Linked DNA regions of Homo sapiens: region 1 is linked to region 2. The links are chromatin contacts, found by Hi-C or POLR2A ChIA-PET in ENCODE. All regions are on one chromosome and are shown on one strand. The core of a region is the stretch at or near the end of the contact, and the rest is flanking DNA. Distances in the headings are between cores, read along the strand shown.

Region 1 (3,523 bases), core at 581-3,080, 1.0 Mb after region 2:
CAGTCCTGAAGGTCACGTGGCATGTGAGATGTGAATGAAGATAACAATCCTAATCACACGATCGTGAAATGAGATGATGAGTGCAAAACGCCTTGGGTGACCTTGACTCACCCCCATCCGGAGGCAGGTTTGAATTAACAAGTTACTTAAGTAGTGAGTGAGCACCGCTGACCAATGAATATGTGCATAACAGCAGTCAATTTAGGGATTCCCAAAGGTTTCTGGACATGAGCCTGGTGACAGTCAAGGGCCAACTGTATTATAATTACTTATGTATCTTTTTCTCCCTTCTCAGAAACAGGCATGAGTAGCCTGGCTCTTCTTAGGCGTACGGACCGTAACAGACACTAAGATAAAGGTTTGTTGCATCAATAACTGAAATAAGATCTATGTGGATGTGTGAGTCCGTGAATGCAGGAAAGACTCACCACTTCCCCCAAACACTTACCTCTCCCACTTGTTAATGCCCAAATTATTTTACCGAGGGACAAAACCTTTTATTTTACAATGGAAGATCATTTAGGCCTCAGCAAAATGACAAACTGCTACATTTCTCAGATCTTCATGGTTGCTCAAGAATGATCAAAATAGTAAATGTTACACCTGCAGGTGTCTAGAAGCCAGAGCTTGTATCTATTTTGTTTAAACATCTGTCTCTCCACTCTCCAGTGAGCACCTCAAGAAAAACATGATGTCTCACTGTTCCCATCACTGTCCCCATCATCATACTTACTGGCCTCATTGCACTTGTTTTCTTTCTTTGTATACTCATGTGATGCCTACCTACCTCCTTTGAAATCCAGGCTTCGTGGGAATAGACCATGTAGGTTAGCCTTACAGGTCTATCCCCCTGTGCACCCCACACAGGAGATGCTCAGAAAATGTTTGTTGAATAAGTGAATGAATGATTCTATAAGACTGCCCATTTCTTTCTTCATGTCTGATCAAAGAAAACTCAATCCTTGTATTATGAATAGCTAACAGTGAGAGAGTCAAAACCCAGATTAATGGACATTTACAAATTCCTGATCAAAAGTGATTTTATACAATTGCATTTTCCTGGAAGGAAGAACAGACTATGACCAAATTAACAAAATGATAAAAATAGCATAGGAAGGCTGGTTGCACCATGAATAATCATTGAAGGACTAAACTTTTGCCCTTGGGGTAATTTTAGAATTTGGGACTTCACTAGTATAGCAAGAAAATATTGAGTTCCGGGCCTGGTGCGGTGGCTCACGCCTGTAATCTCAGCACTTTGGGAGGCCAAGGCGGGCAGATCATTTGAGATCAGAAGTTTGAGACCAGCCCGGCCAACATGACGAATCCCCGCCTCCACTAAAAACACAAAAATTAGCTGGGCATGGTGGCAGGCACCTGTAGTCTCAGCTACTTGGGAAGCTGAGGCAGGAGAATCACTTGAATCCAGGGGGCGGAGGTTGCAGTGAGCCGAGATCGCGCCACTGCACCCAGCCTGGGTGACAGAGTGAGACTCCATCTCAAAAAAAAAGGAAAAGAAAATATTGAGTTCCTTTAAGTGAATTGACAGTAATGGTGTTTTGTTTAATACATAATATACTTAAGCTATATTTTCAAATTATTTTTATTATTTTCCAGATGCTTTTAAACAAAAATACAAATTCCTATGTCATAAAGCGTGGTCCATTGGCAAATGGAAATCAATAAGCAAGTGACAGTGAAGAAGCTATTGAAAAGAACAAGGACATAGGCCAGCCCCAGGTTGAATTCCAGCCTGGCCCACACTGGCTATGTGACTTTAGGCAGTGACTCAGTTCTCTGAGACCAGGCTTCCTCTTCTGGAAAAGCAGTATTTGCAAAATCCCGTGAGAAATCGACAAGATAATAACATTTGCAAAGAACCCACACTGCTCTGGGCACCATAAATAGTAACAGTAATGTGTAACAATAACATTCATCTCAGAAAAATGTGGCATCAGCAAAGAACTGGAAATGCTTGTTTTCAGGGTTAAAAAAATACCATTAGTGTTTCTTCACTAAATAAACTAGTAATTTTAGTAGCCCAATCTGGAGGCCTGTGGTTTAACAAGCAACTAATTAGAAACTGGTGCTCCCTAAGCGCTGAGTGACACCTGCTTTTAAAACTGTACCCACAGAGAGGAGTCGGGTGCAAGGGACAGTTGCTGGCTGTGCTGTCTCCGGAAAATACAGCTTAGGAGCAAATCCCAGATGATCTCTTTTAATAAAATCTTCTCTGAAAAATACATGGGTTAATAATATGAACAAAGGAGGTTTGCTGAGGTCCCATCAGTTTAATTCCACCCAGTATCAGATTATTCCTGCCAGGATGGGCTGTGAAAATAATGAAAGCAATAATTAAAAGTAAATTATGCAAATGGCAAGGGCAGGAATGGTAGATTGGGAGATTGCTCGGAAGGAAGAGTGATTTGATCTGATCTGTTCAAGGAGCCGACCACAATGATGCTCTTACCCACCCACTGAGCATGCCTCTGCCATTCCTCCTCTAAAGTGTCCACGAGGTCCTCCTCTCTGCCCACAGGGCAGATCTAAAGCTCCTTAACCTGGCATTCAAGGTCCTTTATAGTCCAAATCCCTGCCAATCCTTCCAAATTCATTCCCTCTGCTTCCTACACCACCCCTTCCATCTATACCGAACTACTTACAATTTTCCAAACTCACTCTACATTTAATGATTCCATTCAGGACAGTATTGGAGAGAAAATTTATTTTAAAAGTCAATGTCCATGTCCCTTAAAGAAAGTGATCCACAATTTAACAACCATGGATAAATCCTGCCATGGGAACTGAATCTCCCTGTGAAATTTCTGGAAATTACAAACACACTCCACTTCCCTGGAAAGTCACCCTTTCAAAAACTTATCCCTCTAAGTCACAGTCCTGAACATGGAGGTAAGATAGAATCGCCTCCCATCCACCCATCCTTCCTTCCATCTTTCGAAAATATAAAAAAAACTCTATGTGCCAGGCCCCATGCCAAATGCCAAGGGCATGAATGCATCCGATGTGGTTCTGAGCCTTGAAGAGCTCACAGGATGTTTAAACCATAAATCCAGCATTCCTTCTGCTGGGTTCATAACGGGCACTAAATAAGTATTTGTTGAATTAAGACAAACAGGTAAACTAATAATGACAATATAATACAGGAACTACTGTGCCAGAGTGGACACACAGAGTGCCCTGGGCCTGGGGGTGAGATGTGCAAAGGCATAGAGGCATCAAAAAGCGTGGCATGCTTGGGGGTCTCAACAAGCCGACAGGAGCTGGGGAATGAGATAGGGAGAGAATGGTGGGTAGAATCCCAGAATCCTTTGCTCCTGGGCCCCCTTCCCCTGGCATGACCTCATCAGTTTCCACTTAAGATCCACACAGGCACAAAACACGCACACAGCCCTCTGGTTTTGCCACAGCTCATGGCCGACTAGGCAAAGCAGGTGGGGCTTACAGAGGCAGGGGCTTTGACCACGGGAATCATACCTGGGGCCAGCCTTCAAGATTTAGGAAG
Region 2 (3,559 bases), core at 831-3,330:
GCAACTGTGTTTTTACAAAGCTCCTGGTGTCTCTGACCTGCTACCGCTACCGAGATAGTCTATTTTACAAGTGAGGGAATGAGGCCCCAGAGGGCATGTGGATTGGTCAAGGTAGAGTGAGTCAGGAGCAGAGCTGAGTAGAAGCTCTTCAGGACTTAGGCCTCAGGCCTCAGCCCTCCAACTTCCAATCAGCTCCCTCCTCTGCCAGGTTTTGGAAGGAGGGAGAGGGGAAACCAGGAGACCCACTACCAGAGCCTGAGCTGAACCCTGACAATCCGCTTGATGGTAAAACCAGTGAACCTCTGCTCCTCCACCTCCTGGCTGGCCTTTCCACGGCCACAGCCTCTCCTCGCTATTCTCACAGCCTCCTCCTTTGTCGTCATGTTTGAACTTCTCACTTGCCTGATTCAGCTTTGCCACCTTCTTAAGCTGTAAAACCGCAAACAAAAGGTCATCACATGAGATAGTTTAAGGGCATATTTGCCAGGAAACTGACCAAAGCTGACCTAATCTGTTAGGCCTCAGTGTTCTCATTTGTAAAATAGGATCATAATAGTATCCACCCCTCTAAGTTGTGCTGAGGACCCAAGGGCAGAGCATTTGGCACACAGTAGGTGCATAATTGCTTAAAGAGGGATGTCCACAATAGTACTGATATCATGCCTTTCTGGGTTGTTAATATTTTAAGTATCATTAAATACACAAATATATATCGATCTCTTTGTCCCCTCCAAAAGGGTTCCCAGCAAACGGTCTGAGGTGATGAGCAATGCTGTGGAAGGAGAGATATTCGTCTAACAGTTTGTCATTCACCAAGAGGTTTATATTTGTTATTATAAGGACTTTTGTGATTATTATTCATTGGGCTTCATTAACAATTCTATGACACAGAAAACAGCTTTACAGACAAGCGAGCTGCGGCTTAGGGACATTAGCAGAGCACCAGACCACACAGTGAGACAGTGGCCTCACAGCCTCGAGGCTCTCCTCGGTGTGGATGGCTTTCCCCTGTGGGAGCTGATGCCTTTCTGTGGCTTCCTCTCCTTCCACCACAGCCAGAGGGGCAGTGTCAGGGAGTGTGAGAAAAGGGTGTGGAAACTGAGGCCCAGAGAAGAAAAGTCACCGCCTGAAGTCACAGGCTCCTCTGCCCCTCACCTCCCATCAGGGGTCCCTCCCTGGCACCCACTTTCTGCCCACCCTCCGCTCCTCCATCACCTCACCTCGGGTTCTCAGAGAGACAGCCTGCACAGCAGAGAGCCCTGGGCTCCTTTGGGTCCTGGCAGACGGTGGGAGGGCACCCAAAGGGAAACTCATTCTCATCAGGGGCCGGGCGAGGACTGCTGCCTGAGCTGGAGGCCATCTCAGGGTTCCAGGCTGGCCAGAGGGCCTGTTTAAGTTGCTCCAGGGCAGGGGACCAGCCTTGTGGAGTCCTGGCCTGGGCCTCACTCTCTGGTGAGTAGGAGCTCTGATGACTTTATCTTCTTCTCTCTGGCTTGTGTGGTTCAACGTCACAGCTGAGTCACAGCAGGGATGGAGCAGGAATTACCCTTTGTGGCGATAAAAATCCCCTGGATGGTGACTGAAGGCTTTAGGAGTGTCCAGTCATTTTTTTTTTTTTTTAGAGTGAGAAAAAGCAAGAGAGCAAGTCAGAGAAAATGACCCGTGTCACAGACTCTCAGAAAGCACAGTGAGAGTTCCCCTGGTTGAGAATCGCAGGCTGCCGCTGGCTTCCCCCACTTCCCTGGGCACATCGGAGGAGGGGGCCACAGCTGGTCCCTGGTCTGTGTTCCCTGGCACCTCTGAGCAGCCTGGAATTCTCAGTGGGGGTGCTCACCTTCCTGGTGGAAATCCCCAGGGTGTTGGAGACAGGTCCAAAATTTCAAGTTCTAGGCGCTTTTGCTCTGCTCTGTTTGGAGTGTCTGGGTGACCTCAAGGAGAAGTCACTTCCTCACAGTGGGTTCTGATGACTCCATCTGTAAAAAAGAAGTTGCAACAGGTGGCCTCTGGGCTGTAAGATTCTGGGACCCTATCTTGCCTGGGACTGAGGCAACCAGAAGGAGCAGGAAAGCCCTGATGAAATCCAAGGCCTAGGACCACAGACTCCTCAGGGCCCTCCCCACACCACCCCACTCAGGAAGTCATAGGTGGCTACATGCTCCGGTCAGGTGCCACCACTTTACTGCCTCAAGGAGAACAAAGCGCTAAACAAATGCAAGATCACAGCAGCTGGTCTCAGCATCCAAGTGGGATGTAGATCCACATTTGCAGGAAAAGTGCACTGGGGAAACGATGGCTCCCAGAATGTGTACTGTGTGCTGGGCAACAGTTTCCCTCCAAATCCTTACAGCAACCTGCAAGGAATTCTTCTGCAGCTGTATATAGGGTCAGAGAAGCAAGATGCCTGGTCCAAAGGCACACAGCCTCTGGTAGTGGAGTGGGATTCACACCAGGGCTGTGGGGCCCCAAGCTCTGTGTGCTTGGGATGGAGATCAGAGTACCCAGCTCTTGTCTCATCTATCAAATGGAGAAGACAATCCCTACACATCTTTCCATCCTGCTTGGCTGCTACAGAGGTTTTGCAAACTTTCACAGTGGTTTCAGATCATGGGTTTTGAGGTCAGACAGAGCTGAGTTGAAATCCTGGGTCCACTGCTTACTAACTGTGGGCCCTGGGACAAAGTCCTTAACTTCCCTGAAACTCAGATTCTGCATCTGTAAAATGGGACAATAATACCTATTTCACCCATTTGTTGTGATGACTAAATGAGATAGTGGGTCAAAGTGTGGTGTGTAACCCAAGTGAAGTACTTGAATGACATTTGGCTCAGATGGTGACTACAGGCCTTCCAGCTCCTCAGAGAAAAGGATTAAAGTGGTGCATTATGCTTATACTGTGCTTTCACGTCTATCTACTGGAGCCTCAACAGGTGGGCAGGGCAGGTCATCTGGCCTGAGATACATTAAACTGCCCACCTGCCCTGGTGTAACACCAGGGCTGCCACAGGCTGGTGGCAAAGACAGCACGGCATCTTACCGCCACAATGTACATCAGGACCTCCACCCCCATAACAAACGACCTCCAGGCCTGCATCAAGACTATCAGAAGACACTCCCTTTTAACTGTGTACCCCATACCTGCAAGCTTTCCTGCAGCCAGCCCTACCTGTTCCCTCCTTCCCCTGGTTTGGGATAAAACAGGCACCCAAGACTTCTCTCCCCATCTGTGGGTCCCTTCTCTCCCCTCCGGCCTCAATACCACCCTCTCTACCTGCTCATTCCCACGGACATCAAAACGTGCGCAACCTGCTCTAATAAGAAAAGGGAAAAATAGTACTACTTTTGGGTACCGTCTTACGTAATTTTACAGACATCATCTCATCTAATTTTCACTCTGTGAAGCAGGTATTGCCATCATCATCCCCACCTTACAGATGAGAAAACTGAGGCACAGAGAGGCTAAGCGACTTGTTCAAGGTCTCACAGCTAGTGAGTGGGGACCCCTGAACCCAGAGCCAGTCCTGTAACCACGCACGCTTTTAAAACACTCTTTATTCTCGTC

Evidence for each region. Hi-C counts contacts between places; a loop is a spot of excess contacts on that map. ChIA-PET counts read pairs that join two places held with the same protein, here RNA polymerase II (POLR2A).
Region 1: a loop to region 2 is called in a map of OCI-LY7, with 4 times the contacts of the local background. The contact joins the enhancer-like site here to the promoter of TRAF1 in region 2. A Hi-C loop is called at or near these places in 1 of 168 maps with a recorded cell type or tissue (OCI-LY7). POLR2A ChIA-PET finds 5 or more read pairs at or near these places in 1 of 52 experiments (B cell).

The regions. Positions count from the first base shown.
Region 1 is chr9:121,943,006-121,946,528 of GRCh38, forward strand. All of the region lies in intron 6 of TTLL11 (tubulin tyrosine ligase like 11), which reads right to left. Among named protein-coding and RNA genes, the nearest start is that of TTLL11, 150 kb to the right of the region's middle. Within about 2 kb of position 1,831, at least 4 of the 41 ENCODE cell types and tissues checked have a DNase peak (open chromatin) inside an H3K27ac peak, as active enhancers do; they include B cell and OCI-LY7, where a contact is called at or near this core.
Region 2 is chr9:120,924,716-120,928,274 of GRCh38, forward strand. TRAF1 (TNF receptor associated factor 1) reads right to left here and starts at 2,081. Exons shown (of 8, transcript NM_005658.5): 1 at 1,835-2,081; 2 at 1,221-1,586. The coding sequence starts at 1,360. RefSeq lists enhancers at 710-1,233, 830-899, 1,360-1,699, 2,040-2,359.